2 separate regions of the Mus musculus genome follow, and region 1 is linked to region 2. The links are chromatin loops, found by intact Hi-C in ENCODE. Cell type or tissue: heart. All regions are shown on one strand.

Region 1 (8,000 bases), 560 kb before region 2:
TGCAGGGAGAAACCTTTTTAATAAGTTAAGTGGCAAGAAGAGCACACATGGGAAACACTTGTTTCTATTTGTTTTTTCTTTTTCTTCTTCTTCTTCTTCTTTTTTTTTTTTTAAAGGAAATTAGAGTTAAATATTTTGGCTCAACTTTCTAAAATATGGTCCAGGAAAGAAAAATGATGTAGGTTGTTCAAGTACCTTGGGGAAAGCAGACAGTGGTGCTGTTTTTCTTTAGCATGCAACTGATAAAACCTGTTTCCATAATACCTGTTTCCATGTCTGTTTAGTATCAGCAAATAAACCCATTTCAGACCTGTGGAAGTCGGAAAGACTGTCGGCATTTTCAGATACGCTTACCTCTGCTCTAGCTTTCAGTCCCACTTACATAAATATTCCAACGGAAGGGAAAAAGGCAGGGGGGAAGGCCAGATGGTACACCTGTGATATCGGGCACATAGCATGGGGTTCCGGTTTGGTGAGCAAAGGACTTTGCACAATATTGGATCTCACGATTTTGCATATCAGCAGCAGCCACTGTCTTTCCCAGAGGAGTTGCCAAAAAGCAGGACAGAATATATTTTCTCTGTACCACACAGAAAATTTCTGACTTAGCAGCGTGATAATTTGAACTTGATGGGAGAAGATATACTGTGTAGGTATTCTAATACAAGTCTTGGAGGAGTTTGGTGTCCCATTATACAGGCTAACTTAAACTGCCAAAAAACCATTGTATAGACGTGTTGCCTCAGGGACAGTGACCCAATTGACAGTAAAGATGAAGGACATTTTGCTGTGATAAAGGTCAGATCACAGATTTAATAAGTTAATCAAGTATCATCAAGAGTTACTTCTAAGCAGTTGAAACTTACTCCATTCCAGGCTCTCCCCAGCCCCTGCCCCAGGCAGCATCAGTTTTCCACTTTTGAAAAGGAGCAATGCAGGGGAAGCCACTGTATGGTCTTACACGTTTATAAACGTTCAGGAAGTCAGTTTCTAGTGTGGTCTGTACAAGCTTCTGGAAGGTGACCATATCTTTAGGCAGAACCTCAGACTCGTCTTTGGCTCTCCTCAAAGGTTAACAACTATTTATTCATCTAGTGTGGGGACAGTGGGATGCTTTTATGTATCTGAGCAGAGGAATGACAGGAAATGAGAAGGCTCCTTTGAAGACTGAAAAGCAAAGCCTTGGCCTGTGTACAGTGACAGGGAGTCAGGTGAGCCTTGGGCTCTGACTCATCCTAATAATAGGAAAGTAATTTTCTAGATGCTCCTTCTCAGAGATGGGAACCTTATGTTATTTATGTTTGCTGTTACTGTCTGAGAAAGGCCCCTAAGACACAATGTACATTCCAAAATATTAAATTGAAACCAGGCCTGGCAAGATGGCTCAGTGGATAGAGGTGCTTGGTACCAAGCCTGACAACCTGAGTTCAATCTTTGGAACCCAGTGGTGGCAGGAGAGAAGCAACTCCTAAGCCGGCATCCAGCCTTCACATGCCCTGGAATACAAACATAAGTAAATATTCCTAAGTTGTTATCCAGCCTTCACATGCCCTGGAATACAAACATAAGTAAATACTCCTTAAAAATAGTAAAAAATAATAACTAACTTGAAATCACTTAGTGATGGTTAAGACTTTTAAAAAAGATTTTATCATACATATACATATATATGTGTGTATATATACATGTATTACACTGTAGCTGTCTTCAGACACACACACTAGAAGATGGCATCAGATAGATACTTTTACAGCTGAGCCATCTCTCCAGCCCCAATGGATAGACTTTTTAAGAGCTAATGCTTTTAACAAAAGCTCCTGCCGCCTTCATTTTGCTCAAGAAGGAAGTTAACAACAAATGCTTGGTTTCTTGGGATTTGTTCTTTTCATAAATTTTATTTCCGACATGTGATATGTTTGTTTGTTTGTTTGTTTTTACTAAAGTTATACCTCTAGGTATGATGATTCTATCCAAAACTTTCAGAAGGCAGGAAACTTTCAGGGCAGTATGACTAATTATGCCATCAACTTAAGCAACAAAGCGAGCGCATTCCCACAAACACCTAACCCTAGATTTGCTTATCACTGAATAGAATCCATCTGACAACTGAGGTTGCTTTAGTTTAAAATATTTTTGAAGCTTATATTACAATGGATTTTCTATCTGATAACAAAGCCCTGGGCACTTGTCTATGTTATTATCCCATGTGCAGATTCCTGGAATAATTTAGCAAAATTATTCCATTTAGTCATTTGCTCATTTAGTTATAAAATGCATTATAACTAAAAGATCCATATTTAGCTAATAGTTCCTTTATTCTTTCTCAGTTTGAGTGCTTTCAGTAGAAACCATTACAGAAACTGAAACACTGGCGTTCACTAAAATGTCTGCTCCAAAAGCATGGGAGGTTTTTCTGTTTTTTAGTATACCGTGCTCCCAAGTCCATATTAATTATAAGTTGAAATTAACTTTGCAAAAAGACCAGAAAACTTTTATTTTCCTCAAGTAAAAATGAGTTGAATAAGATGAAGTATAATTTTATAAAAGACAGTGCTTTTGATTCACTGTTAAAAGTTTACGGGACAAAATACTCTGAAATATTGTGATTTATACAGCGCTTAGAGTAAAGACAAGCCATGTCGTCGAACCCATTCCTTAAAAGCTCTTTATGCCTACCCCTCTGCTACCCTAGAAAACATTAGCTTTATAAATTCATAAGTGGGACGAAAGTAAAAAGTCATTAACTTTTTATTCTAATAGTAAAATACATTTATTGTGTAAATTTGGAAATTACAAATAAAATGAAAATAAAGACTATCTGAAGTACCGAAAGGTAACAACACACTGTTGTGGTTTTTCTCCATCACGTTTAAATTTGTGTTCTCTGAATACTGAAGTACATACATACCCTCATACCCTGCAAATGCTGGTGAAATGGAATTTTTCCTCGACTGCTTTTTCATATTGTTGGACTGTATTTCACAACATCTTATTAGCAAGTTAGTTTGTGCTATAAGATTATGATACTTTATGTTTGGAGATGAACATTTTCCAATTTTTCTTCCTCTTCTTTCCCCATTTTCTATTATGTTGCAGTGGACACTCTTTGAAATTTTGTAGTTATGCTTTAAGGGAACATTTTTTAAAAGACTTTCTGGGTCAGGGGTTATCAGCTACCTGGGGTTTGATGCCTGCAACCCTGCCTGTTGTGGAGTGCCGCGGGGTGCCGGGCTCCTGGGCGCAGCTTTACCTGAAGGGTGCGGGGTGGGGACGCGGCGCCTCGGCCCCGGGCTGCGCGGTTCCCGCCCGTTGCTAACCGGCGTGTCTTTGTCTTTCTTCCCTGGGGTTCGCTGCGCCCGTGCGGGCCGAAGCCTGGCGAAGCCGTCGCCCCGCAGCGCCGCCATCCTGCGTCCGCCCGCGGGCGCCGTCACCACGCGCCAGGCCGCCTCCAGCTGCCGCGCCAAGCTCCGCGGCGCCGCCAGGGAGCGCCAGCACGCGGCGCGCGCCCTCGGCAGGTCAGCCGCCCCGTGACGCCGCCGCGCGCTCCCGCGGCCGCGCGCACCGCCGTACCTCGGGCGCCCAGGTCGTCTGCATCCACGGCCGCCTCGGCGTCGTCGTCGCTGGTCGGAGCGCCTCAGCTCGCCCCCCGCTGCTGCCGCAGCCTGCTCTGCCACGCGGGACGCCGGGCCACTCCTTGCTCCGTGCGATGCGTTTCTTCAGCCCGCCTGCAAAATCCCCGGCTTCTTTAAAAACCTCACCGCACATGATTCCGTTTCCCTATTTCTTGTAACTACTCTCTGTTCCCTTTCAGATTCTTTCCATTATTAGTTCTTCAAAGCCAGCATCGTTTTCTTCATTAAGCTCTCATCAAGCTCCACCTCCCACTCCCATCTGCCAGAAGATTCTAATGGTCCAAATTCATGATACAACCCAGAGTTGTATCATGCACATCTATAATTGAACTCAAGCGTCAGGCTTTCCCCTTCCTGTAACTTTATCGCCAATAGCCATTGCTCCCTGTGGAATTAGTCCTTGTTTCCAAGGACTCGTCATCCTAAACTCACCATCCTTAGAAACGGGATCCTCTCTAGAATATTGTCGCCGGTGACCACAGGACCGTGCCTTTCCATAGCTGCTCCGGGAAGGCTTGTTGGCTTAGCCCCTCTTTTTTTCCCAGGCCCTCTGTCCCAGGCTATACATGGATGTCTTACTTCTCTTGGGCTATTCCCAGTGACTGGTCACAGTTAAAGTCGTGATGGCCCAATCATGTGACATTCATGGTCCCTCAGTGAGCTATTGGGGACCCTTCAACTCCTGGCCACAGCTTCCTTAGAACTCCCGGCTTCAGTCTGTATCCCCTCTAGCCTTTCCTAGGTATGTCAGACCTGCGTTATGGCTTCTTCAAGATCTCTGCTCTCCTCTTGCTTTCTTTTGTCTTTCTCAGGTGTCCCCTCAACACAACTGCTGCACAGTGACCTTTGTCTTGGTGTCTGCTGCTAGGATCTGAACTGACACATCAGACATTCCAGTCTCTGACCACCACCTTCCTATCCTGAGTTGTTTGCTGACCTCATTTTTCTACTGTTGAGTAGGCCATGTCTTGGCTCTATTTCCTTGACTAGCCCAGATTCTACAGTCTATTATCGTAATCATGCCTCGAAATGCAAATTCTCTCAGCACTCTCAAACCTCAGTTTCTTCGAAATTATTTTTCTAGCAAAAAAATATCCAACCCTGGGTATAGGTAACTTCTGTCTTGCTCTAGCCAGACTGTAACAACGGATTTCGTTTAAGAAGAAATCATGAAACCAACCAACCTGTTCAATTTCCAAGACATTATTGCAAATCCTAAATTGGTGTTTTTTCCTATGGTCGTCTCAGTCCTTCACTTTTAGACCTACTGTTTCTTTGCATGAATCTCCCCAGAATGTGCCGTTTGTTTTGATATTTCCCTGAGAACTAAGAGTTATAGACAGAGCTCCTCAGCTCCCTACTACAGTGCGTGGAACTGATCTATTTTGTGACTGTGAAGGGAGCCCCTTCTTCTCTCAGTGCCCTGAGTCTCACTCCCTCTTGCTTTTTGAAAAACTTCAGGTTCTCTTCTTTCTCTCTTCTGTACCATCATTCTCCCCACCTCTTAATTATCAGTTGCAGTAAAGGGTGTCACCATTCAGCAACAATTTGGGGGTCATCTTTGCTACTTTTATGACTAGTTCCTTACAAAGCAACCCATCTTAATCGATCAGTTTTATTGCTCAAATATGCCTTTTTGTTTTTTGTTTTTGTTTTTGTTTTTGTTTGTTTTGAGAAAGGAGCTCTCGTACACATAGTGCTGATTCGCCTGGAACTCACTATGTAACAGGTTAGCTTTGAATTTGTAACAATGTCTTTGCTTCTGCCTCCTAAACCCTGGATTACAGGTGTGTACAATCATGCCTGACTTAAAATTGACTTTAATTTGTCTCCTTCCAAACTCAGTGCTATGACCAACATATTTTCTCATGCCTGGTCTCTCGGGTACCACTTTTGACATACTTTAGTACCTTTTTGATAACCTGGTAATAGTGACCTTTCTCATCCATTAAATCAAATCATCTATTGCTTGTAGAATAAAATTGAACCCCCTTACCATGGCTCACAAAACCATGCACCATCTGACCCTTTTCTAGTTCTTGAACAGCCTCTGGACCCTTCTCTCACTGTTTACCATGCGTGCCCATGTAACATGCCAAGCAAGTTTTTTTTTTCTGTACCTCAGGGGGTTAGTAAATGCTACTATTTCTAAGCTGCTTTTCATGGCCACCCTCTCTCCTCCATTACAATTTATCCTGTAGATGGGTGCAGAGTTTTGAGAGAGGCCTCCCTGGAGTACCATGTTGAAGTAGTCATGACCTCCCAACCATTTCCTCTCCCAGTTCTTTATTTGTAATCTTATTTATTTGTTGACTCTGACTTATCTCCACTTCCCCATTCCAGAATGTATGAAGGAAGAAATAGTGTGTGGATGTCTGGATTCTTCAACACTGCATTCTCTGTCCATAGCCGATTTGGTGCATATTAGGTGCACAATCAATGTCTTGAAAGAATACATGAATACATATGCAAATTTCTCTGTTGGGGATTCACTTTCTATTGATGTAGTAAAAGTTGTTTATATATTAAAACCACTAATCATTTGTTTATTCTGTTTGTTGCAGACATTTCTTCCCCAATTTGTGCCAGTTTAATTCTTAATGTCTATGATGTACAGAAATACTGTATTTTCACAACAATAAATACCCTTTATGAATCCTGCACCCGGTGATATGTTTAAAAAATCTCCATGTCAGTGTTACATGCATGTTTGTTTCCTTTCATTTTAATTTTTTAGATTTAAATATTTTCTCTAAATGGAATTTATTTTTGGTATAGATGTATAAGGGCCTAAGTATTTATTTAGTCGTTACATCATCATTTATTGAAAGTTCTCTCTTTTTTCTACTGTTTTGAATATTTCACATTTATCAGATATTAAATTTCTTATACCTAGAGCGGTTTCTGGATTTGTTACTTCTTTGTTGTTCCTGATGCTGTTATTTTAACTATTGTCCTGCCGTTGGTTGCTATGCTGTGTGTTTACAATGAAATAATATTACTCTTATTTTTTAAAAAATTATTTTTGTGTTTTGGCTGTTTTTGCATCTATTCTCCTCAATAAGCTTTAGTTATATTTTGGTAAAGTCCAAAAGAAAGTCTCTTGTTGTTTTGTTTAGGATTGCTTTAAGATTATGATTATTTGAAAAATAGTTGTGAAGATTTGTACTCTTTACAACTATTGAGGAACTTGTCACATGTCAAGGTCACCGAAGACACCTTGTATGTCCTTCAGGTCTTCTGTTTTTAATGTGGCACAAACTTATTGGTTATATTTTACCTTCTGTTGCTGTTTGACTGTGATCAGTTTTTCATTTTTAAGAGCTTTTATAAAAGCTGTTCCTTGTAGGGTCACTTGATTTTTTTTTTTTGATAACTTTTCATATCGCTCACTAATCTTTACTGATTCATTTCTACATAGCCAGTCATTTTAAAGAAAATATATGATCATTTCTTGTTTTTTTGGCTGTGCTTACACCTCATCAAATATGTGATGGTAATAGCTTTGCTCTTATTCCTGACGTTTTAGGAATGCCTCCATCAGTATTTTATCAGATTTTAATATTAACTACTGAACTAAAATACAGGCCTTCAGGCAAAGGACATGGCTTTCTGGTTCAAGTATACCAAACATTATTTTAGAAGTTCATGTTGAATAATATTAATCATTCTAGACAACTAGAGATTATCATAGAGTTTTATTTTGTTGTCTGTCACCACAATGTCTAATGTCACAAAAAATAATTATTATTAAACGATTTCCTAATTCCAGGCTCTTTCTGCATAAGATACAGTCTGTAATCATGGTGAACTTTCCCTTCATTTTAAAGTACATGAGTACATTTTCCCCCATTTATATATATGAGTACAGTGCCACTGTCTTCAGAACCCCAGAAGAGGACATCCGATCCCATTAGAGAGGGTCATGTGTCACCATGTGGTCGCTGGGAAACAAACAGCATTTTAAAGTATAATAATGTCAAATTAAACGCCTATATTTTAAGTGGGGTTATTACACTTATATTCATAAAAAAGACTAGATTGTAGTCTCATATTTTTGTATTCTCTCTTAGATTCAGAAGTGGGGATCTCTCTTGTTTTTATGATATAAAGTAGCACTGTAGGAGCTGTCTGGTCCTTGATGGCTGGGAGAACCCCCCCCCACACACACACACACACACAACACTGTTTATAAGGTAAAAGGTAATTCTCTGAAATTTTTGAAAAGTTCTATGGTTTTGTCCTATACAGGCAACCATACTTCTTGAATAGCAACTTTAAAATTATATTTTTAAAAGAAAGTCATGCATTTTCATAGAATTTAAAGCTGTTAGATTTCTGCATATATTTATCTTAAAATTAAAAATA
Region 2 (8,000 bases):
TAAGTGTTTATCTGAGGTACGTGAAATGTAATGGGAATAAAGTACCCTAAGAAACTCACTGTAACTGCACATTGAAGAGTCCTCTTCTCTGGGACCTAAAGGAACAGCTGCTTTGAATATATTGTTACAACTTCATTTGAAAAGTCTTCTCATTTTAAATAAACAGGCTATGATCTCAGAGCAGAAAGGCTCTGTGAGGATCACAGTTCACGTTCACCACTGATACAGTTTGTTTACTTTCAGGAAGAGATCGGGCAAAGGTGGAAGAGGTTAATAAAGAGAGAGTAGCTGTTGTCCAGCCAGGAAGCTGGCCATCTAGATTACTGTGTATTCATCTTGAGTGTTTAAAGCCGGATGTTGAATGACTTTCTCCCTCTTCAGTGTGCTCTCAAAGGTCAAATTGAGAGATTTTTCTTGGATTTGGCATTTCTTTTGTAAGATGGAATCATCTTTTTTTTTTGTTTTGTTTCCAGTGTCTCTTCTGTTACTGAGAACAAGTGTCCTTGTCAGAAAATGGTCACCAGAAAGGTATCTGTTTGAGATGCTGTACTTTAAGTTTATTTGGATCCTTGACTTATCTTTCTTCAAAAGTCTTTTCTAAATGCCACACAGGAATCACTCAATACATTTATCCACTCTAATTTTTATCTTAAAATGTCTCTTCAATTTCATGTGTTACTTCACTAACACAATTAGGAAGGTGGCTATTATCTTCTTTAACTCCCAAATGTTGCAAAAAGGGATATTAAAAAATCTCTCCTGAAAATGCCCTATAGTTTATTTTCCTAATTGCATGACTGACAACCCTTCTACTTTATTGGCTAGTAGGTATTTTTGTCCCACAGTCTTTGGCTCTTCTCAGGGCCCATCTTTACTGTGAAAAGAAATTTGAAAGATCTTTATAGGAACAGTCTAATCAATATTTGCTGCTTAGGACTTAGGGTTTGGAACTTAGGTCTAACTAACATTTTTCCAAGTTGAGACAGGTAATTTCAAATTTTTATGTGTGCCTGATGGTCTTTTCTGTATTCTGAAAAGTCTCTAACTATAGCGTTTAGTTTTGGTTGTATCTGAGGTGTAATTCTAGAGCTGGCTGTATCAGTTAGTATATGGAAATGGGTCTTGAAGACAACTGGTATGTTAAAAATTACTCTTGAAATCATTTGGTGGAAGTCTACATAAAGAGAAAGAAAGTGAGGAGATGACAGGGTATGAGGGATAAAAACAAAGAAGAAAGAACCAAGTCTGAGAAATCTGGGGAAAGGAAGGCAAGGAACAACTGGAGAACTGAATTTTGTTTGCTGAACAATGTGTCACATTGTGCCTTAGCTTTGGTCAAGGAATTTTTTTTTTTAAGTGAGAGTTACAATTGAAGTCCTTCCTCTATATAGCAACAGGACATGTTCCATATTAGGTTTAAAAACATTTACTCTCTTTGTCTTCAGTCTTCTCAGATGAGCAGTATTATTTGAGCCACATATTCTTCTAAGTGACCTTCGAGACTCTCATTTTCTTTGTGGAGCCTCCTGCATTTAGACTGCTATACTGGTGGGTTGAAATGAAAATGCATGGATGCATAAGTTGTTTTTCTTAAATGACCCCCTGGAAGCAAGATCATGAGTGGTCAAGGGAGATGCTTCTGTAGAAAGTCCATGTAGCAGACTTCCAACTAGTCAACTGCATAAAGATGAAGATAATGTACTCTGCCTGCTATACATAAAACAAAGAAAACATTTCTCTAGATCAAAGGTAAGCTCTGAGGACAAACTTGGAAATGGACATAAGCAATCCTTCTGTTTTATTGGTAAGCCAAAATAATGCTTGTACAAATGAATACAGGTCTATCAAGAACTGAGCAATCATTAGTCTTGAGATAAGATAAATCAGCAGGTTTACAGGAACTGGATTCTAACCTATAGTTGTGCTCCTTACATTGAAGACACTTTTAGACAAAACACAAATATAAGCACAAAAGAAAACAAAGAGATGTATACATATAATGAGCTAGGGACATCAAACCAATGGACCCTAAAACAAGACTTACACACCAAACTGACAATAAGTATCCAAGGGACTTCATGAAGAGAGCAGAAGCCATCACTTGTGTTGACATCAGTATGAACTCAAGAAGTCATAAGCAGCATAGCATGGGATATTTCCTTGCATGCTATAATTGGTAAAAATTTATAGGTAACAACAAAGTGAAATACAGAAAATATCCCAAAGAAACCCTCATATAATAAAAGTATCTCAAGTGAGAATCAACAGAGGTACTTATTAGGAGTTTGTAACTGAAGAAAAAAGAGCTACCATCACTTTTCCTTAAAAAAGACTAAAATCTGCAGATAAGTAGTTCTTAATGCAATTGATAGATGAGTGGGTGTATCATTAGATACAAGGTAAATCCACATACGCTCTGATAAGATATTGTTGGCTCAGAGATGCTGAGGCATCTCATGTGACTGGTTGGGGATCATATTTAGCTTTCTCCGATTGGTCCAGGGATAAAGGCAGGGCAAAGACAATAATCAAGGAAGCGGGAACTTAACTCATCTGGGTGAAGTTTTTACCTTTTTTGGATGATTCTTACAGAAATTATGGTTTGATTTCCTAGGCTGATTAATGTGGGGCTTATGGGCAATAATTTTATTGTTTTTTATATGAAACCTTTTGGGGTCTGGCTATACATTGCTATTTAGAAATGCAGGCTCTCAAGTAGAAGGAGAGTATTGGAATTGGTTCTGATAGAATATGGAGTTGTGAGAGACTTCAGTTTGGGCAAGGAATCACTTCATCACTTAATGATTATTCATGGTGGAGACAGCTTTTCTGCTATAATAATTTGTAGCAGAGCAGGCTAGAAAGATGCAAGGTTTAGGAAGACCTACAGATTATTACCAAACTTTAGTACAGACAGAATAGACCTTAATGCAAACTCTATTCACCTGATACTATGTATTCTCTCTGTTAAACACACAGAGGCAATAGAGTTGACACAGCAGAGATGTATACTGCAGTCCCAAGGAAGAATCATGATGATTTCTAGTTGGGTGGCAAAGGTTAGGCTTATAAAAGACAACATTATATCCAAGGTTAGGCTTATAAAATACAACGTTGTATCCATAGCCAGGTTACAATGCAAGCATCTTTGCTCAATGGGCTTTGAGGAGGAATTATAATTTGCTCCTCTTTAAGTTGTAACTGCAAGGTAACAGAAGGGGCACGGAGAGAAGAGAGATGAGGGAGGGAGTGTAGATACTAGGCCTTTCACCTAGAACATTCTGGGATCAATAGGTTAACTACCTAATGTTTACTTCAAATGGCTGACTAATCTGAGGACTGTATCAAGATAATAAACTAAGACAAAAAAGCAGTGAAGTGGAAAAGAGCTGTGAGGGGGGAACTGATCATGACCAGTTGTTTTAATAAGTCTTTGTTCTACTCAGAAAGATAACTAAACGAAGTGACCTTGAGGGATAAGTATCCCCTTAAGATAGTACTATATCTATGTGAGAGTAAGAGCCTCCCTCCCCACCCCAGCCCCCAAGCACTAATCTTCCAAAGAACAGGCCAATGGGATGCTACAGTGATCAGAGAATACCTGCAAAGACACGGACTGAAACGGCCAAGACTGAGAGACAGTTTGGAGAGATTAAAATCAATTGTAAAGGGAAACCCAGTCTCTTTTCAGAATCCTCTATGATTAGAAAACTAAGCTGTAATGAGTCAACAAGTCCCAGTTTTTAAAATTTTCACCATTCAACCCGAAGAATGTTCAGTGAAGTACATATTATATAGTCAGTGATGATTACAGGCATCATTGAGGACTTGCTCTGGGCCAGACATTGTAATTTTTACACTTAGCACTTTTTAACATTTGATCTGTTTTTCATTCTATGGAACAGGTGTTAACATTCTCTTACTGAGGGCACTTGGATGTAACAAGATTAAATAATTTGCCTAAGTAAATGCTGAACAGTTTAAGACCCATCAGTCTTTGACACTGAGGCCAGAGCTTTTAGCCACTGTGGTCAACACCTCTACTTAGAAATAATTAAGGACATCAGTTCACTTGCTTGTAAGGATCATAGAACAATACTTAAACATTCACAATAATTTGAGTAGGCAGACCTGGAAAAAATGAGACTAATGCAATCTCTGGGGATGTAGAGAAAATATAAACTGTAAAAACAATTGTGGAAGAGTTGACTGATAGTAGGTAAGTATGAAACTGCCAAAACAGCTATAGATGTTTTACCAACTTGATTTGTATTTGGAAATGAATATTTCTTACCTACAACTTTCCTATATACTTTTGTACACTTCTCTCTTCTTTCATATTAACTTCTGGAGGCTTCCATCATTTTGCTTGTGTAAATGAATGCCACATGCAGGGACCCCATTCATGGAGCATCTAGTATTTTAAGCCCTGTCACAGGGTCCAGTGACATTGCTCAACAGGGCAATGTTGCCATCTGCTGGTAGGTTCTTTGAATTGCAGACACAAGGTTCCACAGTCCTTATAATTTAAACAAGTGGTGGTGGCTTAGGAATGGATTCTTAAATGGAGAATGGCGTGTCAAACATTTACAAGAAAAACTCAAGATGATTTTGAGTCTTACAGGGACAAACCCCACCAATTTATTCAAAGAGGTATTTCACTCAGTCTTCTTTGTGAAATCTGTCTAGTTGACCTCCCTCTATAAATCTTTCTGGATTACTTTTTCGATGTCAATAGCATTTGCTAAGAATGATCTGGCTATTTATGGCTGCCCACAAGATTCATGCCTCACTGCCTGTTGGTTGAATTTATGTGATACTATGACTCTTGGAGTGAAAGTCTTGTTTGAAGTAGGCAGCCATGATCTTCACTATAGTCTCTGCACTTGCTTTTTTTTTTTTTTTTTTTTTTTAATCTTTGAGGTGTTTTAAATTTATGATTTCATTTTTGTTTCCACCACAATCTTGTGAGACTATTACCTAGGCTGCAGCCATAAATGTATATAGACATGGTTAGGATGGTCACATTAGTGTCTAAATAAATATTCTTCTCATGTATATGAAAAGGCTGGCCAGAAAAAAAAAATCACAGGCATGGGACTTACTCAAAAGTTCTCATAATAAATTCTTCAGACTCATACATACAGCTGCTAATGATGAGGGTTCCTTCCTTTTTATACGATGTCCTCTGGGTATAATCCTTTATAGATGCATACTTAGTTTACTAAAACAAGCCAGGTATAGGAAACCCATGCCTTGCTTACGTGTGAATCATAATGTGCTGTACCATAGATGCAGAGCTCAAAGGAGGTGGCTCTTAGAACATAAATAATAGGACAATGTCACTCAAGGGATGGAAAACGTCAGTTAGATGGGAGGAATAAGTTCAAGAAATCAATTTCTTCCTAGGACATTGAAAACAATATATTTTATGCTTAACATTTGACAAATGAATATTTTAATTGTTATAACTATAAACACTGTGTGAAGTAAATTTGATGTTCGCTTGGTTTGTCCATTCTATGATGTATACATATCTAAAACATGCTGTGTATCATATAGGTTTAATATTTGCCTATTAAAGGTTCTCCTGATATAAGGGAAACAGCTGGTACTATTTTTTTCTTTGCAATCAAGTAATACTATTCTGACAGCTCTGCTGATATTAGCTAGATGAAACCGCAGGTAACCTGCCCTAGCCAGATGTCAAGCATAGTTTCTGTAGGTATTTAACACATTGTGTTTCCTTGGATAGTTGAGGAGGTAGACACAGTAATGGAATGCAACTCAGCCAATGATGTAACTATGTATCTTATTCTTGTAATCAGTCCTGTGAAGAAAACCAGTTTTAAGTTTGCTAAGAGGAGCCCTTTGGAATATGTTGTATGCCTGCTCTCAGTTTTCTTTCCCCCTTCCAAGTTATAATTATTTACTTTTAATTCGATCAGCAAGTGTTTTAGTAATGGATACATACATGTTACAGGAAACTATATATTACTCATGAAATTTCAGAGACAATCTCTTAAAATTCATCCACCTAAGTGATGCTGAGAATTCTAGTGTCCTCCATGAATAAATGTATAACATTGTTCCCATTTACACATGATAATAATAATAAACAGTAAAGTTCTCACATATTCATCTGCTTTCTTGTAAGCATAACATAAAATGCTATAAGCAACCATTCAATTAATAATTACATATCATATCAACATCATAGACTTTTATGGTTGTAGAGTATTCCATGTGTTTTTGACTTTTGGTTGCTTTAATAAGCAGTAACTTTACATTTAATTAACATACTGTTTTTTTTTTAAAAAAGTGGCATTGCTGGATGAAGCTTATATGTATTTTAAAGATTGTTTAGTAAAACTGACAAATGGTTATATAGAAAATACAGGGTTATATTTACTACCACTGTGTGGAATACCAATAGAGTAAAATGAAAGCCTGGCTTCGATTTGTCTTTGCTGGATATGTATAAAGTCACACTCTTCCTCATTGGTTGACAGCAGTTCTTATCTTCCCAATATCTCTTTTATAAACCTTGCTCATTAATTTTTAACATTTCTTTCAAATATACCTTTTTCTTTATTTTGGACAGATATAATCTCTTTTGTTCTTATATAACTTAATTTTCTTCACCTTATAAATATTTTTGCTTCTTTAGGAGCTTTTTGAGCTTTTGATATTATTCACCATATGATCCCATTGCACTTCATGTTTTGTAATTTTATTCAGTTAAATATTCCAATCATCCTTCTTAACATTTCTCACTTTGGCATCATGCTTTAAAATGTTTTCTGATTGGTGTGATGTCAGCATTCTATTGTATTTTAAGTACTTTACTTTAAAAAATAAAGATTGCTATTCATTTAGAATTTGCTTTAGTGAATATATGATAAAATGGATTTCATTCCTTTTCTCCAAAATCATTGGCTGGATCATGACCAAAAAAAGCTCACAGAGAGCTGATATTTTCCCATCTTCCACACCTTTACTCTGCTCATAACAGAAGGAGCATCAGGTTCAGTGGCGATCAAATGAAATCAGCAGAACATCACCTCCTCGTTACTGTTTCACAGTTTTCTATATCGAATAGAGCAAAAATCACTATTGATGTACCAGAATATGGCTGCACCACAATTATACATTTTTGAGTGAGAAACTTTAGGCCAAGACTCTACAAAGATAGAATTTTGTAGCAAGGGTAGGAAGCCTGGCTAGTGTGCCAATGAGGGACTTGATGGGATATTCAGACTGCTTTCAAATAGACACCGATGAGTGATCAAGGCTGGTCTCCTTCCTGAGTTAATACAAAACAATGTATTAGGTTATGATGAGGCCCATAGAGCTTATGCTTTTATTTTAAGCACCACAAAGTAATTTACCAAGGTGGTATACTTTTAGAAATATTAGTCATTGTTATCAACAAGGTTCGCATCAGTCCAAGGGGGTAAACAGTTTAAAGGCTGGCACTTATTTTGAGGGCAGTTATATCATCAAACTTAGGAAAAGAGGATGTCTACATTGTCTGATTTTATAAACTAAGATTAGTTTAACAAATCCATTCTGTTTAAACAGGATTTAAGCTGGGCCTGTTGGTATAAGTTTGTCATCTGAGCATTTGGGAAGTAGAGGCTGCCTGATCAGGAACTTGCTCTATCATCAGCAACACAGGGAGTTCATGAACAGCCTGGACTCCTTGAGCCCAGTCTCAAGAAGAAGGCAAGATGTCTCAGCATCCTTTTGACTGCTCCATTTTTTTTTTTTTTTTTTTGGATTGGAGGGAGATATGTAGGCATAAAAATTTGAATAAGGGTTCAATCTCTCCTGTAGCCCACCACCCAGCAGAGGTAGTGGAAGAGAAAAGTTATTAGGGTAAGGAGGGAAGTGGAACTGTTCAGTAACAGTTCTTTGGGGATGAACTCAATCTTTTTTGGCAGCAGTTCGGTCCCATAGCAAACAACCACTATGACTCAGCAGCTACAGACCAGTCT

Evidence for each region. A loop is a pair of places that touch in the nucleus more often than their neighbours do. Peaks named below come from ENCODE experiments on the same cell type or tissue, not always from the same donor. Only the 100,000 strongest peaks of a DNase experiment are listed, where the experiment ranks them.
Region 1: a loop joins it to region 2, with 11 times the contacts of the local background. A loop is called at or near these places in 5 of 42 quality-filtered maps.

Annotation. Positions count from the first base shown.
Region 1 is chr6:28,211,017-28,219,016 of GRCm38, reverse strand. It overlaps 6530409C15Rik (RIKEN cDNA 6530409C15 gene), which reads right to left and starts at 3,518. Exons shown (of 4, transcript NR_165173.1): 1 at 3,251-3,518; 2 at 1,422-1,496. It also overlaps a transcript of Zfp800 not described here. In heart, CTCF peaks have their summits at 3,230 and 3,433; a DNase peak (open chromatin) is centred at 3,476; H3K4me3 peaks cover 1,246 bases; H3K27ac peaks cover 794 bases.
Region 2 is chr6:27,654,194-27,662,193 of GRCm38, reverse strand. The region is part of intron 5 of Grm8 (glutamate receptor, metabotropic 8); the gene reads left to right. Among named protein-coding and RNA genes, the nearest start is that of Mir592, 280 kb to the left of the region's middle. In heart, a CTCF peak has its summit at 4,481 (motif pointing left); no DNase peak of the experiment used is centred here.